3 separate regions of the Homo sapiens genome follow, and regions 1 and 3 are each linked to region 2. A link is an interaction called in ENCODE POLR2A ChIA-PET data of the cell type or tissue named here. Cell type or tissue: HepG2. All regions are shown on one strand.

What was found. ChIA-PET counts read pairs that join two places held together with the same protein. Peaks named below come from ENCODE experiments on the same cell type or tissue, not always from the same donor. Only the 100,000 strongest peaks of a DNase experiment are listed, where the experiment ranks them.
Region 1: POLR2A ChIA-PET joins it to region 2 with 8 read pairs; 3 of 35 experiments call an interaction of 5 or more read pairs at or near these places.
Region 3: POLR2A ChIA-PET joins it to region 2 with 6 read pairs; 5 of 35 experiments call an interaction of 5 or more read pairs at or near these places.

What each region holds. Positions count from the first base shown.
Region 1 is chr17:80,955,621-80,963,620 of GRCh38, reverse strand. RPTOR (regulatory associated protein of MTOR complex 1) reads right to left here. Exons shown (of 34, transcript NM_020761.3): 29 at 5,891-5,997; 30 at 3,416-3,543; 31 at 2,141-2,227; 32 at 1,044-1,160; 33 at 564-693. Among named protein-coding and RNA genes, the nearest start is that of CHMP6, 32 kb to the left of the region's middle. RefSeq lists an enhancer at 3,717-4,234. In HepG2, CTCF peaks have their summits at 4,595 and 7,478; no DNase peak of the experiment used is centred here.
Region 2 is chr17:81,039,716-81,047,715 of GRCh38, reverse strand. The region is part of intron 1 of BAIAP2 (BAR/IMD domain containing adaptor protein 2); the gene reads right to left. Among named protein-coding and RNA genes, the nearest start is that of BAIAP2, 8.6 kb to the right of the region's middle. RefSeq lists enhancers at 1,229-1,773, 3,956-4,501, 7,942-8,000. In HepG2, a CTCF peak has its summit at 6,716 (motif pointing left); DNase peaks (open chromatin) are centred at 2,265, 2,855, 3,635, 6,750 and 1 weaker place; H3K4me3 peaks cover 2,086 bases.
Region 3 is chr17:81,126,372-81,134,371 of GRCh38, reverse strand. It overlaps AATK (apoptosis associated tyrosine kinase), which reads left to right. Exons shown (of 14, transcript NM_001080395.3): 2 at 1-4; 3 at 3,167-3,311; 4 at 5,823-5,902; 5 at 6,462-6,580; 6 at 6,702-6,789; 7 at 7,812-7,945. It overlaps MIR1250 (microRNA 1250), which reads left to right and starts at 1,064; the gene lies at 1,064-1,176. It overlaps LOC124904079 (a long non-coding RNA gene), which reads right to left and starts at 5,214. Exons shown (of 4, transcript XR_007065937.1): 1 at 4,751-5,214. In HepG2, a CTCF peak has its summit at 4,881; DNase peaks (open chromatin) are centred at 871, 2,252, 3,471 and 3,801; H3K4me3 peaks cover 3,161 bases.

The DNA.
Region 1 (8,000 bases), 84 kb after region 2:
GAGGGCCGCAGAGGGGACGGGGTGAGGGCCGCACAGGGGACGGGGTGAGGGCCGCACAGGGGACGGGGTGAGGGCCGCAGAGGGGACGGGGTGAGGGCCGCAGAGGGGACGGGGTGAGGGCCGCACAGGGGACGGGGTGAGGGCCGCACAGGGGACGGGGTGAGGGCCGCAGAGGGGACGGGGTGAGGGCCGCAGAGGGGACGGGGTGAGGGCCGCACAGGGGACGGGGTGAGGGCCGCACAGGGATGGACACCCCGAGCGACTCTCCTGGAGGTCCCCAGGGATGGCTTTAGTGCAGGGTCTGAGGGCAGGAGCTTTGCCCCAGCCACTGTGTGTCAATTCCTCCCGGAGTGACGGGACTGGGGCTCTGCTTCCGGGGCGAGTGCAGGGTGGGGCAGGGGCCCTAGAGATCCTGGGACCCAGGCAAGTCCCTCCCTCAGGCAGCCAATGGGCCCCACTGTGGTGTGGGGTAGCCAGGCAGGACCCCTGCTGCCTTGTCCCCTTGCCTCCCATCCCTCTACCCCAGCCCCCGACCCCCGACCCCCACCCACCGCCACACTGACCCAGTGCGGGTGGAAGGCCAGGCAGCTGATGGCGCCGACCCGCTGGCCCATGAAGCCGTCGTAGTACTTGATGTTGTTGATGAGCTCTCCGCTGCTGTTGTAGATGGCGGTGAACTGATTGACGGAGCCACTGTGGGGAGAGAAAGGGTCCCGGCATCACTGCCCTCTTCTTTGAGGATGGAAGATGGGCGCAGATGCCGAGACCGCGGGGACAGGCCGGCTAGACCACGGGGACAGGCTGGCTCGGGGCAGGTGTGACCCTCTGGTCACTCTCACTGAGGACTCGGGCCTGGCAGGGCCCTGAGAGTTTATCCTGGGAGGATGTGGTGGGCAGACATCTTTTGTTTTTATGTCCCCACAGCAGTGAAATCCTCCCCTGCCCTCCTTCAGCTCCTGGGGGCAGGAACACAAGAGCCTCCCGTTTGCACAGAGGCCCGAGGCGGGTGAGCGGTGCAGGCCAGGGAGGTGGGTGGCGCCTACCATGCGATCAGGTCCGCCTGGGGGTGGATGTCCAGGGCCGTCAGCCCCTTCACGATCTGAAGCACATTTACCGACTCAGGCATCCGGGGATCAAAGATGCGCACATCTCCATTGACGCTGCCAAGAGAGGGTCACAGTGACACCTCCTCCCGGAGGCCCCATGAGGGGCCTGGCCAGGGGGACGGTGGAACCAGGTGTGTGGGGTCGCACACCTGTTTGCACACACACTGCTCAAGGAAAAAGCTGCCTGGATGCTCAGCGTCCCCAGTGAGGGCTGCCCAGGTGGGGCCCAGACATGCACCCATACTGGTCTCAGGGCCAAGGCTGTCCCCCACAAGCTCTCTCAGAGCCAGAAAAGGCGCGGAGCTTTCTGGCCTAGAGAAATGACCATGAGCACAGATGCGGGAGGAGGCTGTGAGCTCCTGGTTTCATTTCCAGCTAGAGATTAGATTTCATGCAACCGGGGCCTGCAGTCCCGGGAGACAGAGCCTGGATGGCAGGCTGTGGCCCGAGAGAGGGATGGCCTGGCCCTTTTGAGGCCCCGTGGCTCCTGCCTTCCACCCCCAGCAGGCGTCCATCCCAAGAGTTATGTTTGGTTTTTATATCACAAACAAGGGGGAAAAGAGCATCTCTTTGAAGAAATGCTGGCTTTGCATTCATAAATTACATCTTGCTCTTCCTTTAATAGGCAAATAAATATTCCCTGCTCTTGGTGCTGTATTTACCAAGAGGCAGAACTGAATTTATGTGCAGACAACTGCCACGTGCCTGGCAGACGCGCCGCCCCTGCCACCCTGCCACCCCTGCCCGTGGAGGGAGAGCAGCTGCCCAACTCCCCCCGGAACCCTCCGCAGTTGGCAGCCCAGGAAAGTTCCCAAAGCGCCTGCAGGTCAGGTGTCCCCCAGCAGGGGAGCAGCTGTGGCCCCTGGGCCCCTACGGGCTGCGCCTGATCTTTCTGGCCAGTTCCAGGGCAGGAGTTAATTACTGCCCGAAATGCCATCCCCTTCCAGCTGTTTAAATACCAAGGACGTATTTTAAATGGAGGGGAAAATAATGTTTTTACAGCAGAACGGCTGCTAAATATCGGCGCTCCTCACCTCACACTCACGATGTGGCCGTCGGGACGCTTCTGCAGGGAGGCCTTCACCACCCAGGCTGTGTGCTCCCGGTACGTCATGACGCGGCTGTAGGGGAGGGGGCACGCTCAGCGTGGGGCTTCCCTGAAGGACGTCCCCACCCTTCGGGGCTCTCACCGGGAGCTGCCCAGGTCTGCCTGTGCCAGCGGGTCCGCAGGCCCTCGCCCGTCCGCTCCCCACGAGGGGCTAGTGCTCACGCAGGGTCAGAGCCCCCTCCAGGTGACCTGCTCCAGCAGAGACCCCCTGTGTCCTCCCCAGGCTGGCTCAGGGCTGGGCCCTAGGTCACCGTCAGGCCGCTGGAGGACTGTCTGAGCCACATGGAAGCTGCCCAGAGACGGGGGCCAGGCGGCCATCGCAGCGCTCCCAGGCCCTGCCCACCCTTTGCTTTGCTTCCCTCAAAACTCCTCATTGTGTCTCCCCGATCTGTGCAGACTGGAGGGTCAGGAATGAGAATCCCAGACCTAAAGCTGATGAAGCTGGAGGCACAAGGACCTTCTGGGAATCCTCGCTCTGTGCTGGGTGAAATTTACTTCTGCTGCATGAGCCGTGTGGGCCAAGACGGACTGTCCCCTGCTAGGCCCGGACAGCACCTGCCCACGGGGGTGCTCAGCAGAGGCAGTGCCCGGGGCTGCTGTGCCCACGCGTGTGCCCTGTCCCCTGCCAGACATGGACAGCACCTGCCCACAGGGGTGCTCAGTGGAGGCAGTGCCCAGGGCTGCTGTGCCCATGCGTGTACCCTGTCCTCTGCCAGACGCGGACAGCACCTGCCCACAGGGGTGCTCAGTGGAGGCAGTGCCCAGGGCTGCTGTGCCCACGTGTGTGCCCTCAGACATCCCTCCCCAGACACTTGCTGCATGACCCAGGAGGTGGCAGGCAGTGGCAGTATTCTGTTCAGGTGAGCTCAGAGGTGGCAGGTGCCTGGCTGCGGCCCTGCCTCACCCCGACAGCCTCTGCCTCCAGTCCACTGGCTCATCCCACATGGCCTGTCCCCTGTGCTCCTCCATAGGCTGTGGGGTGGACCTCTGTGGGGCAGACCTTTGTGGGATGGGCCTCAGTGGGACGGGCCTGGCGGCTTTGGGGAGCCCAGGACTGGCCTAAATACGCCACTGCAGGCTCCTGGGGAAGCTTTGCATCTCACTGAGAAACCTGGACCCAACCAAATGGCAGTGACACGGCCCTACCACCTGGAAGGTACCCTGCCAGCACTCGGGGAGGGAGAGGACAGGGTCAAGGTACCATTCGCTGAGTGCCATCCTTCTGTCGTAGACGCGGATGGAGCCGTCACCGAGGCCAGCCACGATGAGTGAGCGGTGGGAATCACAGGACAGACTCGTCACACAGCTGTCTGCGCCCGTAGGGATGTCCTAGAGCCAAACACAGGCAGCCCGGTGAAGACCGGGGCACCGAGCCACCCTCCCTGCTGTCCTGCAGCGCCAGGACCCCTCTTGCTGCCTGCCTGGCTGTGGGGATCACCCTCCCTGGCTGCAGGGGCCTTTCTCTCTATCCAGGGAAGCATCAAAGGCCTGGGGAGCCCAGGAGTCCCAGGGAGAGGCAGGGGCTGGCAGGACAATGAGTCACGCCCTTATCCCTTGGCCCTGGAGGGACAGCCCTGAGGCCCTGAGGCGCCTGGGACCCAGCCAGTGAGGCAGAGGCCAGCCCCACCCCGAGCGGAGGCCTGCAAACGCCTCTGGGAAGGACTGGCTGTCAGTGCCAATTAAACTTCCAACCTCTCTCTGTTTCCTAAAAAGGAAAGCAAAGCACATTTTGGCAAGGACTCCTCACTGGCTGCGTCTCAGAACTTCTAATGAGCTATGGGACGAGTCCAGGAGGGGTCATCTGGCTCCCTCGGGGGCTCTAAGTGCTGGAGAAGCGGGGGCGGGGGCGATGGCACCTGCCAGGGACGCAGGAGGAAAAGGGCCACGAGAGGGAGAGCGCTTTCCACGCACGATGGGCGGTGCTGGGTTGTGCACTCCAGGAGGAAACACAGGCGTGGGGATGATGGGGCCAGACCCCTGCGAGGGGCAGAGCCGGCTCTGGGAGCACCTGCTGCGCTCTGTGCCTCCACCCACCTCTGCAGGAACAGCACCTGCCCCGCAGGCCACCTGGGCCTCTAAGCCCCCACTGGTGACCAGACCCTGAGGATCAGGGTGTCCACGCTGTGCCCTGAGGGCTACGTCTCGTGTGGAGCCACAGCTCCAGACAGGTGCAAGACCCCCCCACCCCAAAGAAGGTGCCATGAAAGCTGCTGGTGCCTCGAGGGATCCACGGTCACGTCAGAGGGGAGGCTGCCCACACGGGAAGGCCTGGGCCAGGTTCTCGGGCTGCTGCTGCCCAGAGCAACCACAGCAGCTTCGAGCAGCTGAGGGTGCCCAGGCCTCCCCTCTGCTGGGCCTGCTCCACACCGCCCTCTACGGCAGCAGGGCTGAGCCATCCCTCCTGACACCAGATGGCCTGCCCGGGAGAGAGGCTGGGTATGGCCTCTGTGCCACACCTCTCCCTGGGGACCCAGAGGAAGGGAATACTGGCTCTAAAGCCACCTCAGGCGCTGCCCCTCACAGTATCTGTGGTCTCGCCTCTGCTCCAAATGAAGTCAATGCAGTTAGATTTCTGCTGAGCGCGGCCTGCTTAGGTCTCTACCACTTTTCCAGGCTGTCTTGGGCAAAACCAATGTACTCCGCTTTTTGTCAAAACTGAAAATAGCAGATGCTTTAAGAAGCAAAGAGGCTTCTGGCCGGGCGCAGTGGCTCACGCCTGTAATCCCAGCACTTTGGGAGGCTGAGGTGGGCGGATCACGAGGTCAGGAGATAGAGACCATTCTGGCTAACACGTGAAACGCCGTCTCCACTAAAAATACAAAAAAAAAATTAGCTGGGCGTGGTGGTGGGCGCTTGTAGTCCCAGCTACTCGGGAGGCTGAGGCAGAAGAATGGCATGAACCCAGGAGGCGGAGCTTGCAGTGAGCCGAGATCGCGCCACTGCACTCCAGCCTGGGCGACAAGGCAAGACTCTGTCTCAAAAAAAAAAAAAAAAAAAAAAAGAAACAAAAATCTTCTGTCTTCTGTAGCGGCTCACACCTATAATCCCAGTGCTTTGGGAGGCCAAGGCAGGAAGATTGCCGGAGCCAGGAATTCGAGACCAGCTTGGGCAAATACTGAGACCCCTGTTTCTACAAAAAGTTAAAAAAATTAGCCAGGCGTGTGGGTGCATGCCTGTAGTCCCAGCTACTTGGTGGTGGGGGGGGGGGGTGAGGTGGGAGGATCACTTGGACCAGGAGGTTGAGGCTGCAGTGAGCTGTGATTGCACGACTGCACTCCAGCCTGGGTGACGCAGGGTGACAGAGTGAGACCCCATCTCAAAAGAAAAAAAAAAACGCCTCCAAATAATTAATCATTCTAATTTACAATTGGTCACCCTACTGATTTCTGACATTCCTTAATTTGCAGAGAGAAGACACTACTTGCAAACACTCAGAGCTGGCGCAGCCTGAGCCATACTGCAGCGCAGGGCTGGGTGTTGCAGTTCACCTTCATCCAGAGGCCTCAGGGAGCCCACGTCTCCTCCCAGCATTGTCCCGGCACTGTCCTCCCAGGCCCTGACTCCACCCCTGGGATGGCCAGGCCTCACCGCACACTTTGCTGGGTTCTGTGACGAGGACCAGCCCTGCACACACTGCCCCACAGGCCCAGGGCTTGGGGGACACCTGCATGGTTACCTGCACCTTCATCTCACGGTCTGTGTCCCAGATCCGGACGATCCGCACGTCTCCTGAGCTCATGAGGAGGCCGGTCTCCTGCTCCCAGTCCACCACCATCCCAGCTCCTGGAGAGATACAGTGGGACATGGCATCACCCCATGGGCCCTTGCCTTGGGCAGGCTTTGGGGCCTGCTCTGGGCAGCAATTTGGCCAGCAGCTACAAGGTACCCCTGCCACCATCGAGCCCATCTGGTGGGTCCATATGCCTCATATGAGCTCCCGCTAGGGACCCTGGTGTGCCCCACGTCCAGGCTGGGGTGACAATTCTGAGCTGGAACTCCCAAGTCCGGGCCGGGATGACAATTCTGAGCTGGAACTCCCAAGTCCAGGCTGGGGTGACAGTTCTAAGCTGGAACTCCCAAGTCCAGGCCGGGGTGACAATTCTAAGCTGGAACTCCCAAGTCCAGGCCGGGGTGACAGTTCTAAGCTGGAACTCCCAAGTCCAGGCCGGGGTGACAATTCTAAGCTGGAACTCCCAAGTCCAGGCCGGGGTGACAGTTCTAAGCTGGAACTCCCAAGTCCAGGCCGGGGTGACAATTCTAAGCTGGAACTCCCAAGTCCAGGCCGGGGTGACAGTTCTAAGCTGGAACTCCCAAGTCCAGGCCGGGGTGACAATTCTGAGCTGGAACTCCCAAGTCCAGGCTGGGGCGACAATTCTGAGCTGGAACTCTGAGTCTTCCCCTGACTCGACTATGCCCCAGGCATCGCTAGAGGGAGCAGAGCCTTCCAGGAACATCTGTCTAAGGTGTCCACTGTTCGGAGCAGAGCCTTCCAGGAACGTCTGTCTAAGGTGCCCACTGTTCGGAGCAGAGCCTTCCAGGAACATCGGAGCAGAGCCTTCCAGGAACATCTGTCTAAGGTGTCCACTGTCCAGAGCAGTGCCTTCCAGGAACATCTAAGATGCCCAACATCCGGAGCAGTGCCTTCCCGGAACGTCTGTTAGGTGCCCACCGTTCAGAGCAGTGCCTTCCAGCAACGTCTGTCTAAGGTGCTCACCATCTGGAGCAGACCCTTGCAGCGACGTCTAAGATGCCTGCCGTCTGGACGCCTGGGCAGAACTGGCAGGTCTGGGTGACTTTAGGAAGGCTGTTAAGGCTTGAAGATGAGGGTCCTCCTTTTGGCCCTATCAAAGCTTGAGGAAGCCGGTTCTTCTGAGACAAACAGGAGCTCGGCATGGGCCACGGGCCGGCAGCCTTCAGACAGCAAGGGGCTGACTCCCGACGGCTGGCGTCAGCAAGGGATGGACGGAGAGAATGGGGCAAGGGCTGCCCTTTGTGTGGGGATTAGACAGAGCAGAGCAACCCCCACCTCACGTGACGGCCTGTATTTAAAACCAGATTCAGTTCTAAAACTGTAATGATAACCATTTTAAGATACAGAAAGGAACACCATAGTAATCCTTGTACCCACCACTCAGCTCTAACTTTGCTAACATTTTACCATTGTTTGCTCTTTTTTTTTTTTTTCATAGAGAAGCATAATTTTAGACACAGTAAAAGCATCGTCTGCCCCTGCGCCTGCCTGGGAGGGCTGTCCCTTGGGCTGAGGGCGCCTCCCAGGGGCTGCTGAGGTTTTCCTGCTTACGCACGCTCATCAACAACGTAACATGCCTTCCACATTTCAAAAAACCTCTTCAGTGTCAAAATGGGGCCTATTTTCTAGCAACTTGCTTCTTTAATGTTAGGCTTTGAGGATTTATCTGGCCCAAGACACACAGCTCTGGTTAACTCATTTAATCTTGCGTTACCTTCCACTGTACAACTAACCCCGTCATTTGAGCTGCCCCTGGCTTTGTGAACCATGTCACAGTCAACAACTTCACGTGTCCTTGCGGGTGGAGAAGGAAGCGCCTAGAACGGAACTGCCAGTCATGTATCCTGCATGACTCTGATCTCCCCAGGGAAGGCCATTTCATTCCCCAAATGGGTGACCATCTACACTCTCGGCAGGACACACACAAGCCAATGTCCCCAAATCCTTATCGATGTGTGGTGTTTGCCGTTTTTTTTCACGACAGACAGTTGCACATATTTTTATATATATTCTGTAACTCGTAGATACTGCAAAT
Region 2 (8,000 bases):
ACGCATGTGGACCCGTGCGTGTGCTGTGGGCATGAGATGGACCTGTGTGTGTGCTATGAGCATGAGCTGCGTGTTTACCTGTGCGTGTACACTCACACGTGTGCTGGACACACGTGGACCCGTGTGTGCTGTGGGCATGAGCTGGACCCATGTGTGTGCTGTGGGCATGAACGTGTTTACCTGTGCATGTGCACTCATGCGTGTGCTGGACACACGTGGACCTGTGTGTGTGCTACATGTGTCTGTGTGTGGCCAGGCTGAGCCGTGTTTTCTATCTACTCAGAAGAACAAACAGAGAAAGAGTCGATGCTAGGACCCTCTCCGGCTGCCTTAGACCCTCATCACCCTAATCCTCACCCAGCCCCTCCATGAGAGTCACTGTCCCATCTTACACTGGACAAGATGAAAGTGAGGCTCAGGAAGGCAGGGGCCAGCCTGTCAGCTCTTGGTGGAGCCCAGAGTCCTGGCTTCAACCCTGCTGACCACACAGCCAGCCCGGTCCCTCTCTCCCAATTGGTCCTGGTGTTGCACCTGACATGCTCCCAAAGGCCACATTCCAGTAATATCAGGAAAAAGGGTGACTCGATCCACCTGGCCTCTCCCAGGAGGGCCAATGCCCAGGGTGGCTGACTGTTGAGGGGAGGGGCCCTGCCCACCCACTCCCTCGCCCACGGACCAGCACAGCTCCTGAGGGGCCAGGCCGCTGTTGCCCACTGGACCACCGCCCTCACTTCCACCTCTGTCGCGACAGGCAGAAGCCGGTGGCAGCTGCGGGGCCGGCAGTGCCAGAGGGGCTTCCCCCAGCCCGCTGTGCCACCACAGCCACAGCATGAGGACCCCACACACAGACACGGACCTCACAGCACCCACGACTCTGGTCCACGTAGACTTGACGGGACTCTGCCTAGGATGCCAGGCTCCAGGGAAGGGCGCACGGGACAGAGCCAAGCCTGGAAACCCCCGGCCACATGTACAGCATGGACTAGGGAGGTACAGGAGGGGCCCTGCAGCAGTGGACAGTGTCCTCGCGGGAGGACACCTCAGAGCTTGCTGTCCGGGGGCCACAGGCTCAGTTCCCTTGGCTGCCAGGGGGGTTGGGGGACTTCTGTGGGCAGAGAGCATCGGGAAGGTGGCAGCGTCCTCCAGGGCGGGCCACTGCTGACCCCACACACAGGAGCACCGATGAGCTCCAGAGCCTGGGAGCTGGCTCACAGGGCAAGAGGAGTGGGGGCTGTGGGGGTGTGAAGGAAGCCTGGCTGGAGTGGTGTGGACAGTCCTGTCCCCTCTAAACACTTGGACATCTGTCCTGGAGGATCCTTCCTGAAGGAAGAAAACCAACTCCAGGAGCACAGCTGGGAGGGCTGCCTGGAGGAGGCAGATCTTGAACTGCATCTTACTTGGTTTGAGTCGGAGACAAACTACAAACACATGTACACGGATTTAGGAAACGAGGGGATGCATGGAAGTTTCTGGGAGGAAACGGCGCGCAGGGTTAGGACGGGGGCCTGAAGGTGGGCTGGAGCCTGCAGAACGGGATCCCAAGGGGGACGGTGACAAACCAGGCAGAGACACCATCCTCCTCCTTACCCCCTGCAGCTGGGCGTGCAGGAGCCGGCAGCTCTGCCTCCCTGTGAGTATTAATAGGGTCCCCACAGCCGAGGGGAGAAGAAAACTGGGTGGCCAAACCCCTCTGCCGTGCCAGGGGCCCCCACCATGAGCCCCCCCAGGCCATGAGACCCCGCAGAGGGCTCTGGGTGTCAGGAAGCAGGCACCTCTCTGGAGGCAGGAAGAGGCCAGCCTGTTCCACAACAGAGGGGGCTGGTCCCCCACCCTTCCCCGGGGGGTCAGGAGGGGCCACTAGGCTTCTCCAAGGGCAGCTTCGGCGTGGCCTGGCTGACCCAGACTCCCCCAGAGCCACTCAGATCAGACAGATGGAGGGCACACCCCAGCCCCTCCTGGAAGACCGAAGGGAGACACCCAGGTCCCACGCATACCAGGGACTCCTGCAGGGCCCTGGGCAGCCTGGCCATGGGTCATGGTGGGATCAGCGTGAGGGGCTGGGATGTCCCCTAAGGTGGTAGCTCCAGTTCTCAGCCTCCAGGAGCACCCACAGAAAAGCCATCCACATCATAATAAAGTGATTCCTTGTGTCTTTGGCACGGTGCCCAGATATGACCAGGAGCAGGTGGCCTCCCGCCAGGAGGGGCCCGAGGTGCAGGGACTCCTTCCCTCATGCTGCCTGCCCTACCCGCCAGGCTCCTGGGAGGTCCCAGGACAGGGACCATGAATGCTGCAGCTAAAAACAACAGGGACAAATGCCAACACTAAGGTCAGCTCCTGAGCCAGGCGCTTCTGCCCTCCGCCTGTGGGAAGGGCCACACGGCCATTCCCCTGGGCCCCCAGCCCCAGCCTGGGGCCCTGCTTCCCTTTCAGGGTTGCAGCAGCATCTCCCTTTCCATGGGCCTTGGACACCTGCACGCCCTCTGCGAGCTTTCCCCTGGCGTCCTCAACTCTCAGGGGCCCCAAGTCTGAGCCCTCCTGAACGAGGTCCCAAGGAGCAGAGGTCCACAAGGGCAAAAGCCACACGTGGGGCCTTGCACGCAGGACACCATGACCCGGCCCACGCAGGAGGAGCCGCAGCCCAGCAAAGTCCAAACACAGCACCAAGCAGTCTGGCCACTTCCTTCCTGTCCGAGAGGCACATCCTGCCTATCCCAGCTTCAATGGGGACAGAGCCCCTTACACACACCTTCCAATGTCCAGCCACCCTGGCCCGGGTCACAGAACTTAGCAACTGCTCAGCCTCACGGGGTGTCCGGCCCACACGGGACGGTGCATTCCGGCTGCCTTTCGCCTGTGGCCAGCACTGAGCTGGCGCCTTGCCAGCTGACTGCTCGTCCAATAGAATCAGCTGTCCCCGTGGAAACCTTCCTGTTGTCATAAACTGCGGGCTGCGATCTGACTGAGGTTGGAAGGGAAAACCATCATAGGCTCGTAATACAATCAGCCTGAAGACAGACAGGTGGTCACCTCCAGGCAACATGGGAGACTCGGCCCCTCCAGCAGCTACTGCACTCCGTCACGGGTGGGGTCCGCTGGGTGTCACGGCTGAACTGTGTCCCCTCCCAAGATGCACGTGTTGAAGTTCTAAGCCCCGGCATCGCGCAGTGCAACTGTGTTTGGAAACAGGGTCTTTAGGAAGGCGATAAAAGTAACTGGGGTCACTAGGGCGGGCCCTAATCCCATAGGACCAGCGCCTTACAAGAAAGAGGGCACAGATAACATAGGGACGAGCCAGGTGCCACGGCCGTCCTGTGGGCACACCAGTCTGTGGCGCCGTGTTGGTCCCCCTCCAACGTGGAAAGGCCCGGTCACTAGGTCACTCATTACCGCCAATCGCAGACCCAAGTCTGGTCACCGCCTGGCCTGCAAGAATCCCCGAGGCCGCTGCCCCATCCATCCCCTCCCTGTGAAGGCACTGGCCGGTCTTTCGGGCTGGGCTCACGGCTGGAGGAGCAACCGTGGCTGAGCAAGCAGGGAGGCAGCTTAGGAATGCCTGTACGGCCCCACCTCCCGCCAACCTCAGGTCAGGCAGGTGGGAGGTGCCAGCCCGGGGGCTGTGGCCACACTCAGGAACACAGGATCCCAGGAAAGCAGACAGTGGCAAGCAGCTTCGGGGCGGGGCTTTCCTGCTCTGGACCACTGACCTCTGATCTCTGAAGAACTTTCTGTCCCACAAGCTAGCGATCGTGGCCACCACTTACCCAGTACTCTCTGTGCCAGGAAATACGCTATCGTCTCACTGAATTAATGAGAAAACAGAGACCCCGCGGCGAGAACGCCTTCCTGAACTCCTCGAACTCCCGAACGGAAGGACAGACGCGCGGCTGGAGAGCCAGAGGGCCCTGGAGTTGGCTCTGCAGTTTCAATGAGCTCAGCCACTCCAGCTTACGGGCGGGGACACACTTCTCCCTGAACCGAGGATCCCCTGTCAGGCAGGGACACCCAGGACCCGCACACGAAGCAACAGTAACGAGGCTGAGCACAGAGAATGTCCAGCGCAGTGTCCGGTGTGCACAGTGGCAGGGCCTCCCGGGTGCCAGGACGCTCCAGTGTGAGCAGTGACAGGGCCTCCCGGGTGCCAGGACGCTGTGGGCCCAGCCGTCCCCAGAGCCAGAGCATGAGACAGCAGTGACACCGCCCAGGCCCCAGCACCCCAGCTTCACAGCCACATCCCTAGATGGGACTCCTGCCACCGGTCGGACCGCAGCCCACAGCTCTGCTCCACGGCCTGGGGCCACCGAGGCCCTGGAGTCTCAGCCCAGGAGCAGGACAGGTGGAGGCTGATGCTCCATCCATGCCTGGACTGCGTGAGGACGGGCTTTCCGTGGTGGGGCAAATGGAGATGGACACAGGCCTCCTCTGGCAGACATAGTCGGCCACGGAAGAGGGGGCTGGAAAAACGGGTATGGGGGGACCCAGGTCCACTTCATTTCAGGTGGTGGCATCTCGGCCTCCACCACACCCACTGGTTTAAAAGCCCCACCTAGACCGGATGCAGTGGCTCACGCCTGTAATCCCAGCACTCTGGGAGGCCGAGGTGGGAGGATCATTTGACCCCAGGTGTTAAAGACCAGCCTGGGCAACATGGTGAAACCCCATCTCTACTAAAAATACTAAAATTAGCCAGTGTGGTGGCGCACACCTGTAATCCCAGCTTCTTGGAATTGCTTGAGCCCAGGAGGCAGAGGCTGCAGTAAGCCAAGGTCACACCACTGCACTCCAGCCTGGGTGACAGAACAAGACTCTGTCTTAAATAAATTAAATTAAATTAAATTAAAATAAAAGCCCCGCCTGGAAGCAGCAAGGCCACTCTGCCCGCCACTAGCAGCATCCACCCAGACCAAGCTTGGCTCTGGGTGAGACAAACCCTCTACTGGACAGATTCCAGCTCCTGCGGCTAGGGGACACCCTCTCCCCCACCACCATCCCCACCCCCATTCTAATGTCAAGATGTCGCTGTTTTCCGGCACAGGCACCTGTGCTACCCCAGCGCATTCCACCATTCACGTCCTGCGACTCCCACTGGGGCAGCCATGACAAGCAGGCGGTCACCTGGCATGGCCCACCTGCTGACTGTCCCCTGCCACAACCAGGCAGGGGCACGCCTGGACAGCTCAGTGTACAAAACACATAAGGACCATCCGAAGAAGGAACAGGAGGCCTGGCCGTTGTCTGAAAACCTGCTGATCAAGAAAGCACCAGGGTGCGTTTGCTCACACATGTAATCCCAGCACTTTGGGAGGCCAAGGTGGGAGGACTGCTTGAGCCTAGGAGTTCAAGACCAGCCTGGGCAACATAGCAAGACCTCATCTCTACCAAAAATTAAAATAAAAAAAAAAATTAGCCAGGCACACAGGTGGGGCACGCCTGTGGTCCTAGCTACTCAGGTGGCTGAGGCAGGAGGACTGTATAAGCCTAGGAGTTTCAGGCTGCAGTTGAGGTGAGATCACACCATTGCCTTCCGGGCTGGGAAACAAAGCAAGACTCTGTCTCCAAAAAAAAAAAAAAAAGAAAAAAGAAAAGAAAAAAAAAAGTGCCAGTAACAAAAATGGAAGAGCAGGGGCTTGGAAGAAAATCTCAGAGACATACTCAGGAGGTGTTCTGGCATTGGCACCCCTGACGGCTCAGGGGCAGGTGCCCAGTGGACAAGCACACTGACAGCCCAGAGCTGAAATGTGACTCAGAAGTCAAACTCTTCATGAAAAATAAGTTTTAAGAAAACCCTACCAATTTACTTCACATGAATTCAATATATGATTATTGAAAAATCTACCCAAACAGGGCCAGGCGCAGTGGCTCATGCCTGTAATCCCAGCACTTTGGGAGCCCGAGGTGGGTGGATCACCTGAGGTTGGGAGTTCGAGACCAGCCTGACGAACATGGAAAAATCCCACCTCTACTAAATATAAAATTAGCCAGGCGTGGTGGCGCATGCCTGTAATCCCAGCTACTTGGGAGGCTGGGGCAGGAGAATCACCTGAACCCGGGAGGCGGAGGTTGCAGTGAGCCGAGATCACGCCACTGCACTCCAGCCTGGGCAACAAGAGCAAAACTCCGTCTCCAAAAACAAAACAAAAACAAAACAGAAAAAACAAAAAACAAACAAAAAACGAAAAAACACTACCCAATTATAAGACAACTGTTCCAGTAAGTATAAAATAAAAACTCTAAGCAAGAGCAAAAGCACCCTGTTGTAACTGACAGCCTTTCCCCCAACAAGGGGTCCCCAGCACCTCATGGCCCAGGACATCAGATCTCATGGTGCCGCGTGCATCCCACCCCTGCCCATCAGAGTGAGGACTAGAGCACTGAGGATACCAAGGCTGGTGCCACCTGACCTGGGACAGGCCCCAGAGCCTCCAGGGACCCTGGGAGCATCCTGCCCGCTGTACCCACTGCCCAGGGAGCAAGATTTGGCCAAGGTCATATGGCCAGGGGACTGGCCAGGCAAGACTCCTCCCGGCAGGCCTGGCAGGAAGCCCAAGGACCAGGCAGCATTTTCCAAAGCTCAGGGGTGACCAAACCAAGAGCCAGCAGACAAGGCTCTATAGCGTGAGTCAAAAAGACCAGGGGCAGATGGGGGTTAACTTGAGGGAGGTGCTGGGGGCGCCACTGTGCCTGACAGGCAGAAACGGGCCCCCGCCAGAGGCAGATCCCCAGCCTCCTGCCCCCTAGAGGGGACTCCTCAGCACAGCATGGGCTCAGGCCCTACCTCCCCACCATCTCCACAGCCTCCTCCACTCTTGCTCCCTGGGCTTTCTGGTCCCCTTGTTGCAGGACCAACACCAAGAGCCCCTGGGCCACAGTAGGAGAAATAGCCCTCAGCCTGCCTAGGCCAGCCCCACACCAGGGCCACCTCCTCAGCCTGCACTGCCCACAGCCCTGGGAAACAGGGATTCCAACTGCATGTGGTGTGAGCTGCCACCACCTCCAGGGAGCTCTCAGAGGGCCCAGGCCACCGCCCGGGGAGCAAACCCTCAGCAAAGGCGGGACAGTGATTCAAGCATGAATGCTCCAGAATCCAGAAACAAGATGTGTTCATTCCCAAATACCGATGGGCCCCTCACAGGCTGGCCGCCGTTCCATGCCCAAAGGAGGAATCCGTGGGCAGGACAGATCAAGCCCTTGCAGTCACAGAGCCAAACGGGTCCCTTCTCGGCCTCCCTTTCTGCCTCTGGGTTGAGGCCCCTCAAGTCATTGTGCAGCTGTACAGGCACAGCCAGGGGCCAGGAATGAATCAGCGCTCGGGGGAGGTGGAAGTGCGTTGGAGGCCGGTGCCAGCACCATCCCCGCCTGCCTGTAATTACTAGGGATCTTAGCGCAGGCTGTGGGGGGCGGCTGACGGCGCCGGCCGCCCAAGTGCAGAGCTTCCAGGGGACCACGGGCTCTGTGCAGCCACAAAGATGCTTCCCTATCCTGGGGCCTCAAAGAAAGTCACCAGACAAGGTGGCTGGGAAGGCAACACAGGGCAGACTCTGGCTCAATGTAAGGAAGGACAGGAGCCAGCCTCAACCAGCAGTCAGTGGCACCCCGCCTCCACAGACGGTGGCGAGTGTCCCCACCCATGGTGGCACCCACAGGCAACACTAGCCCAGGGCAGCTGGCAGAGAGGGCCATGCAAGGCTGGGTGGAGACAAGTGGTGATGTCCAGCTCTGCTCACCACCTGCCACTCCTGCAGTGACGCTGGGGTTGCTCCCCTGACCAGGGCCCAGACCTGTGAACTGGGGAGAAGGGTGAACCGGGCTTCAGCCTCCCGGCCAGTCTGCCTCCTGGAGCTCGGAAGGAGGACAGGCCCCTCCTATTCAATGGCCAGGTCACACACCAGCCCTCCCCTGCAAGACCACCTATCCTGGACAGTTCAGCCCATGGTGCCTGTAGCCAGCAGACAGGTCTTGGCCCTCAGGTCTCCACCTTTGGAAGCTTCAGTCGAAGACAA
Region 3 (8,000 bases), 87 kb before region 2:
CAAGGTGAGGCCTGGGGGCCGCGGGAGCTGTCGTGGGATCCCGCAGGCAAGGCCTGTAGCGTCCACTTGACCCTGAGCTTCCCTCCTTCCTGGGGCCATCAAGGTGGCTGCTGGGTGGCCGTAGTTGCTGTGGGGCCACCTGGGGACCACGTGGACCCTGGCCCAGGGACTCCATAGCTCCTCCTCAGGGACCTGCCCCAGCTTCCTCGACTTTGAGGCCCTCTGTGGGGGGCGTGGTCTGACGCTCCCACTCCAGCCTGGGGTTGGGCCCGAGCACTCACGGAGGCTGAGGACAGCCTTGCAGGGGGCGTCGGGGGCTCTGGAGCTGGTGTGGGAGGGGGCTTGCCTCCCTAGAGGCCCGACTCCTGGTGGAGGAGCTGCCTCTGCAAGGGGCTCTCACGTCCCTCCGAATTCAATCTGCAAAGGGGAGTCCGGGCTGCCCAGACAAGCTTCCCGGCACAGGGACCTTCTTGCCAGTTGGAGTCACCTTGCGCGGGGTATCTTCTGCCTTCTGGAGGGGACGATGTGTGATGCTAGAGCCCAGCCTGCTGGTTAGGGAGCCCCGCCAAGGGTGAGGCCTGGCCTCACTAGGCTGCCCCTCTGGAGGCCAAGGCCCCTGGCCAAGGACAGGTGCCAAGCACTGCTCCTCCCCCTGCAAACCCCCAGCCCACCTCCAGCTGTAACTCTGAGCAGCAGGGAGGGCCAGGCAGAAGGAACCCCGGCCAGCATCGCCTCCCCCTCCCAGAGTCTCCATGGGTCCCATTCCTGCTGATGAGCAAATGACACCCTGGCCTGGACCTCTGGTGGTTCACACGCCCACGGGGGTCAGCCCCACCCCTGGGCCAGAGGTCAGATTCCTACGCCAGGAGAAGTCAGGGAGGGAGGAGGGTGGGAGGAGGCATTCTGCAGCGCGCACAGCACCCTGTCTGTATCTCAGGGTGCCTTCCTACTAAGTGACCCATGACTCAGCTGGCGCCACCCCCATTTGGGAGACAGTCCCAGAGTCCTCCCTGCCCCTGGTATGTCATGACGCAGAATGGGCCAAGGAGCTGGCTCTGCCCACCTGTCCCGCTGGCCTGGCAGGTGACGGTGCTGGATGTGGCCTTTTTGCCTTTTCTAAAGGCCACATTTTCCAGCCCATTCAACCTTCCAGAGCCCTCTGAAGTGGCCACAGGCCCCATCAACCAGTGAGGAGCTGCGTGCCTGGGGGGCAAAGCTGTGGCCCCAGGCTGTGGGGTCTGCACTCCTGCCCAGAGCCCCCACCCTGCTCTGGGATGTACCCCTGACCCGCTGGCACCAGGGGCCAGGCCAGGCCGCGCAGGCGCCTTCCTGGGGATCCCGAGGCCAGAGCCTCAAGGTCTTGGCGGGAGCAGGAGTGGAGGTGGGGCCTGGGTGGGACGAGTGGGGCTATTGTATAAGTGGCCCCTCCTTGGGGCACTGTAAGAACAAGGCCCCAAACAAGGGCTGGCCATAGCTCCTCCTCCTGCGCCCTCCTCACCTCCTTGGGAACATGGTGCCCGGAACATTCCAGCACCAGTGTGCCCCTGGGAAGTCCTGCCTCCACACTGGGCTCCCTCCTGGGATTTGGGGACCTGCGCTGGGCTCCCTGGTGGGGAGCTGTGCTGAGGGAAGGGGCTGGGCAGGCCCCCAATGCTGACCCTGTGCTACCTGATTGCACGCTGTATCGGCAGGACCCGGCTGGCCCCCGGGCAGCAGGTAATGCCTGGAGCCCGGGCCCGACCCCAGGGAGAGACAGCATCTGTGTCCTGGGCCCCTCTACAAAGCCCAGATGGGTGGGGCCAGGCCGGGGCTGGGATTGGAGGGCCCAAGAGGGGGCTTCTGGGGTGGTCTTCTGGGTCCCGGGGAGGGGAAGTTGCCCACGCAGCACCTGCGTCCCCCATCCCTGAGTGGCTGTGTGCTCCGAAAGGGCAGGCTGGGCCTGGCCTGCGGGAATACCGACAGAGCCACCTGCCCCTCTCTTTGCAGCCCAGGGAAGGGAGGCGTCCCCAGGGTCACACGTCGTACTTGAGGAGCCCAGGCCTCCCCTCCCACTGCACCTGCCTGTCCTCGGACTCACCAGCCCGGGTGCTGGCCAGCATCCAGCTGGAAGTCCCTTGACTCCTCTGAGCCTCAGCTTCCCCACCAGGGCACTGGGGGTTGTGAGGAAGGACAGAAAGGCTGTACCAAGTGCTCAGGGATTGGGGCTGTCATTGTGTGCCTGGAGCAATTGCTTTCAGCTGGGCCCAGGACTTTGGAGACTTTGGCTCTCAGCGCAGGAATGTGCCCTGGACTTGGGGGTGGGGTATCCCCTATACAGGTGCAGCCTCTACATTTCAAAATAGCAGCCTGGCAGGGAGTGGCCCAGCCCTAGGCTGCACGGGGCCAGGCTCTTAAGGAGTTCTGGGAGCTCCGGAGGTGGTGTGGCCACCAGGTGAAGGTCCAAGGCTGCTGGGGCAGATGGCGGTGGCAGGTGGGCTGCCCAGGGTAAAGGTGGCCGGTTGGCTCTGGGCTCCCAGACATCCAGGAATGCTCCTTGTCCCGGCAGGGGTGGGGGCACTTAATTGCTTCTCCCACAGGACTGTGGGGCAGGGGGTGATGGAATTCCTGTCCCCGAAGCTGCGCCATGGGAGGGTGGGACCCCAGGCACAGCCCGGGGTGAGGGGCTGCTCGGGATGTGGGTGGCTGAGAGGTGCTGGGGGCTGATTCTGGATGGGCAGGGCCAGCTGGCCTGAGTGCCCTCACCTCTGTCCCTTGGTTCCCTGCCTCTAGACCCTCAGGCCCCAAGGTGGGGCTCAGCCTGGGCTGCCCGCCAGGGAGGGATGGGGGAACTGAGGCCAGGCTGAGGCGCTGGTGCCTACAGCTCATCGCGCCCTTTCTGGAGTCTGAGATGGGTCCTCTTGGCTCTGGGATCTGCCTCTGGCCCCTCATGGAACAACTGAGCCTCTGGTCGGGGGCGTGGGGGTCAGCAAGAGGAGACAGATGGAAGGGCAGTTAGCAGGGGTGCTGGGCCATTGGCCTGCAGGGGCGGTGGCTCCAACTCTGGGCCGAGCACCCCCTCCTGCCCTGCCCTGGGAGCTCGGCCCTGGAAGAAAGGGGCCTTTCCAGGCCCAGCCACACCCTTCCTTGACCTGCGAGAAGCCCCGCTCATGCCCGGCCCGGCCCGCAGGAGTTTGAGAATGCGGAGGGGGACGAGTACGCAGCCGACCTGGCGCAGGGCTCCCCGGCCACGGCAGCACAGAACGGGCCCGACGTGTACGTCCTGCCACTCACGGAGGTCTCCTTGCCCATGGCCAAGCAGCCTGGGCGCTCAGGTGAGGGCTGGGTGGGGAGATGGGGTGGCCTCCCTCCGGGGCCCAGGTGCTGGGCGTTGGGTGTGATCTGGGGAGACCGGAAGACTCAGCTCTGGAGTGGGGGCAGCACAGGGCTGGGAGTGGCCTGTGGGGTAGACGCAGTGTGCAGCCCTGGACTCCCTGTGGCTGCGTCACAGGCCGCACTGTGGGGCCAAAGGTGCATGTACCTCTTTCTCCTGGGCCTGGGGGCCGGCCAGGGGTTGGCAGGGTCCAGGACAGCCCTCGGCCTCCAGCCTCCCCTGCCCAAGGGGCTGCTATGCACAGGGACAGGGGTGGGCACGGGGCAGGGGTGGGCACTGGGGCAGGGGTGCGGGCTCTCTGGTCCTGGACATGGCCATGTGCTGGGGGCAGGGGCTCTTCTGCAGTCCAGGGATGCTTGACCCCAGATTCCTGCCCCCTTGAGCGCCAGCCCTTCAGGGACACGGGTTCCATTGTGCATGGCAGGAGGAGGGGCGCTGGTGGGGCCCGTGTGGGCGGGTGGTGAATTAGCCTTTCACTCAGGCTGCGAGGAGGGGCCGAGGGGTGGGGCTGACCCAGGAGTGCAGGTGCAGGCAGGGCCTCAGCCACAGCCTCATCTGCCCCCATCCTAGGGTCCTAGGCCGACCACTCACATGGGGCGGACGTGCTGGGGAGTTTGGGGGTGAATGGCCAGGCTTCAGGACCTCCCAGTTCTGTCTTGGAGCCTAGGTGGTGGGTGCGGGTCCCTCCAGAGCTATCAGATCTCAAGCCCCCTCCCAGGAAGCTTCCAGCCTGAGGCTTCCCCCATCACTGCCCACCCCCAGCTCCTCTGGGAACACAGAGGCAGGAGGGGTATCAGGCCAGTGGGAGGGGCCCCTGCCAGCCCTGTTGGGGCTCTGTTGGCACCAGGGCCTGTTACTGCGGTGCCATGCAGGCCACCTCACCTGCTCTGAGCCGTGCCTGGCTGGACCCTGAGAGCTGGCTATGAACTGTGCCTGGCTGGGCCCTGAGAGCCTAGCCTTCATCGTGGGCTGAGAGGCCCAAGGCACTGGTCTGGGACCTAGAGAGGGCCCCCAGCCCCCAGCTTTGGAGCCAAGGCCTCAACGCCTGTCCTACTCTGCCCCATCTCCTGGAGGACAGGTTCCCAGTTCGGCAGGAATCAGGGCTGGCACTTGAGCTCGAGTACATCTGTGGGCGGGCGCGGAGGACTGCAGCCACCCACTCAGAGCGTGAGGCCCTCGGACCTTCCCGGATGGCTGTGGGGGTCCCTGAGCCCTGTGCTGACCCTGCTGGGAGCTGCCAGGGACCATCCGAGGGGGTACTGCCCTTGGGTCCAGGGGCAGGTGTGTGCCTGGCCCCCGAAGATTCTCAGAGCCACCTCTGGAGGATTGCTGTGGGGACTGGGGTTGGCGAACAGGAGCCCGAAAGAAGGCACTGGTTACCTGTCTCTCTACTTTTGCAGCTCTGGTTTCAGTTTTCTGGGGGAGGAATGTGCTTCTAGGGAGGAGAGAGATTGGGGTGAGGTCAGAAAAGTAGCCCCAGAGGTCAGCGGGGAGAAACCTGGGCAATGGCCCCACCCGCTGGGGACCGCAGAGAAGGACGGCTGCCTGCTGCCTCCGGCAGTGCCCAGGGCCTCTGAACTGTCTCAGCACCCATGGTCAGGACCCCCACACTTGCTCAGGGACAGTGTGGGCCTGGGCGCCCCAGGGTGAGAGAGGGCCGCCCAGACAGGCTGGGCTCAGGACACAGCACCCGGTGGGCCCACACGCTCAATTCTGCCCTGCCCCGCCTCTACATTCTCTGGGTCTCCAGGCCCTGGAAGGAGCCCCCTCCCCCTGGGCTCTCCTGGCAGCCAGGCTCAGACCCAGGCCTGTCAGCCCTCTGGGCAGTTGACGTGGGAGCAGAATTCGGGGAATCCCTCGGGGCGTGGGCAGGCATGAGTGGGCTCTGCCAGCGCTGGCCCCTTCGTCCCGGGCCTCACTGACCCTTCCTCCCGCTGACCTCACCCGGCCTGGCCCTCGGGGAGAATGGGCCAGTGTGCTCCGTGCGGGGCCGTGCCAAGCAGCCCCCAACAAAGGAGCCTTTGGTGCGCCCGGCGTGGGATGCCAGCCTGCGGCAGGGTGGGGGTGGGCCGCTCCAGTGCCCTCTCTGTGCCGTGGCCCCAGCCTCTTGCTCAGCCACACTGCCTGCCTGGTGCAGCCCATGTGACGGGTCGAGCTCCGGGCCCTGCTGTCCCTGGCCGGGCTATCCCAGTGGCTTCAGGCACCTTCTCCAGACCTACCCAGAAAGATGCCCGGATGGATCCTGCAGCTCCGTGGCTTTTCTGGGAAGCAGCGGCCCCTGCTCTCAAGAGACCCTGGCTCCTGATGGTGGCCCCAAGGTTGCCAGCTGGTGCTAGGGACTCAGGACAGTTTCCCAGAAAAGGCCAAGCGGGCAGCCCCTCCAGGGGCCGGGTGAGGAAGCTGGGGGGTGCGGAGGCCACACTGGGTCCCTGAACCCCCTGCTTGGTTACAGTGCAGCTCCTCAAGTCCACAGACGTGGGCCGGCACAGCCTCCTGTACCTGAAGGAAATCGGCCGTGGCTGGTTCGGGAAGGTACGTGTCCCGCCTGGGAGGGAGGACTCCCGCCTGGGAGGCAGAAGGGACACAGGGCTGCAGACCTGCTCCTCCTAGGAGCCACCCCAGCCCCGACGGTCCCTTCTTCAGTCTCTGGGCCCTGCTGGACCCTTCCCCAGGGAGGTCCTCAGCATCTGGCTGCATCCCCTTCTCCCTAGGGGGTCCTGGGGTCAGAGGTACCTGGGGAGGGGCCCTGGGAGGGAGAGGAGCAGCCTCTTGCTCATGGCCTTCCCCTGACCTTGGCCTAAACGAGACACCTGGGTCCCTCTTCCTCACTTCAAACCCCCAGAGAGAGAGAGAGAGAGGGCAGCGGGGGACCTTGTGGGGAGAGTAACACGAAAGACTCAGAATATTACAGCCAGAGGGTTGCCGGGAGGGATCCGGAAGCCATACCTCACGCTGCAATGAGTGGACGGGGCACAGGAGGAGAAGTGTCCTGTCCTGGGGGCCGGCGTGGGGCGGGTGGGAGAAGAGTAAGGCCTGGAAGCCGGGGCCGGTGGAGGCGGAGCAGCCGTGGGTGATGCTGTCTGTCCCACAGGTGTTCCTGGGGGAGGTGAACTCTGGCATCAGCAGTGCCCAGGTGGTGGTGAAGGAGCTGCAGGCTAGTGCCAGCGTGCAGGAGCAGATGCAGTTCCTGGAGGAGGTGCAGCCCTACAGGTGGGAGGCCACCGGGCACAAAGGCCTGTGCTGTGCGGCCCCCTCCTCTCCCTCCCCTGCTCGGCCCGACTCCCCCTCCCCACCTCCTCCCAAGTCAGGGGCCGCCTGTCCACTCCCGCAGGGCCCTGAAGCACAGCAACCTGCTCCAGTGCCTGGCCCAGTGCGCCGAGGTGACGCCCTACCTGCTGGTGATGGAGTTCTGCCCACTGGTGAGCTGCTGCCCGGGGGGATGCTGGGGTCTTTGCTGAGCCGGGGCCCTCCCTTGCCCTGCCAGTGTCTGGTGCCACCCCCTCCTTGGGGGCCTCACATCCTCCCTAAAGCCAAGACCCAGGGACCCTGCCCCCACCACCTTCCAGAGGAGGCGATGGGGAGACCTAGCCTCACCAGGGAGGGACTGTGGGGGCTGGGCACAGAACAGGCCTGGGCTGGGGCTCCCTGCACCCCTGGGGAGCTGCCAGCTGCTTGGTCACCTGCTTGTGTGCCCTGTGGTTCAGGAGGAGGCATCCTGGGCCAACTGGGGGGGGGCACTGGCCCACTTGGGCTCCACGGCCTCACTCAGGCTTGCTTTTGCCATGGGGGGCTGGGCCTGGCCACTTCCCCAGGCTGCCTGGAGTTCTGGGCCTGCCCATCAACGCCCCCCGCCCCGGGGACCTGTCCCCCCCTCCCCCTGAGACCTGCCCATCAACGCCCCCCTGCCCCGGGGACCCGTCTCCCCCTCCCCCGAGACCTGCCCCCCACCCCCTTCCACATATGCAGCTCCTGCACTGAGCCGAGGCTGTCTGTGGCTGGGCTGGATCCCCTGCTGGCTTCCCTCGGGACAGGGGCCCTCACACACTGGCGTCTGGACTCCTGACGTTGACCGTCCCGGGGCTGGGCTTTCGGCAGGTCAGGGGCTGCCGGCCAACCCTCGACCACCAGCCCCAGACTCCATCAAGCAGATCCACTTGGGCCCTGTGTTTCTCTCTCTACCACAGGCCAAGGGACTCCTGCTGCCCGGGGCTGGCTGAGGGGCAGTGGAGAGGAAGCCTTCAGTCCAGCCCAGCCCTGGGGGACACGGCCCCCCTCCAGGAACTGCTGGGTGCTGGCCACTGTGCAGGGCACGAGGCTGCTCTGGGCAGCTGCTGTCCCTCAGCTGTGGGTAGGGGTGGAGGAGTTGGGGAGGTAGGTGGGGACCTCCCAGGGTGGCCAGCCCCCAGCCTGCTGGTGACTGCGCCACACCCCCTTTCTGCAGGGGGACCTCAAGGGCTACCTGCGGAGCTGCCGGGTGGCGGAGTCCATGGCTCCCGACCCCCGGACCCTGCAGCGCATGGCCTGTGAGGTGGCCTGTGGCGTCCTGCACCTTCATCGCAACAATTTCGTGCACAGGTGAGGGCGGGCGCGGGCCAGCGGCCGGGAAGCCCTAGGCCAGGCCCCTCCCCTG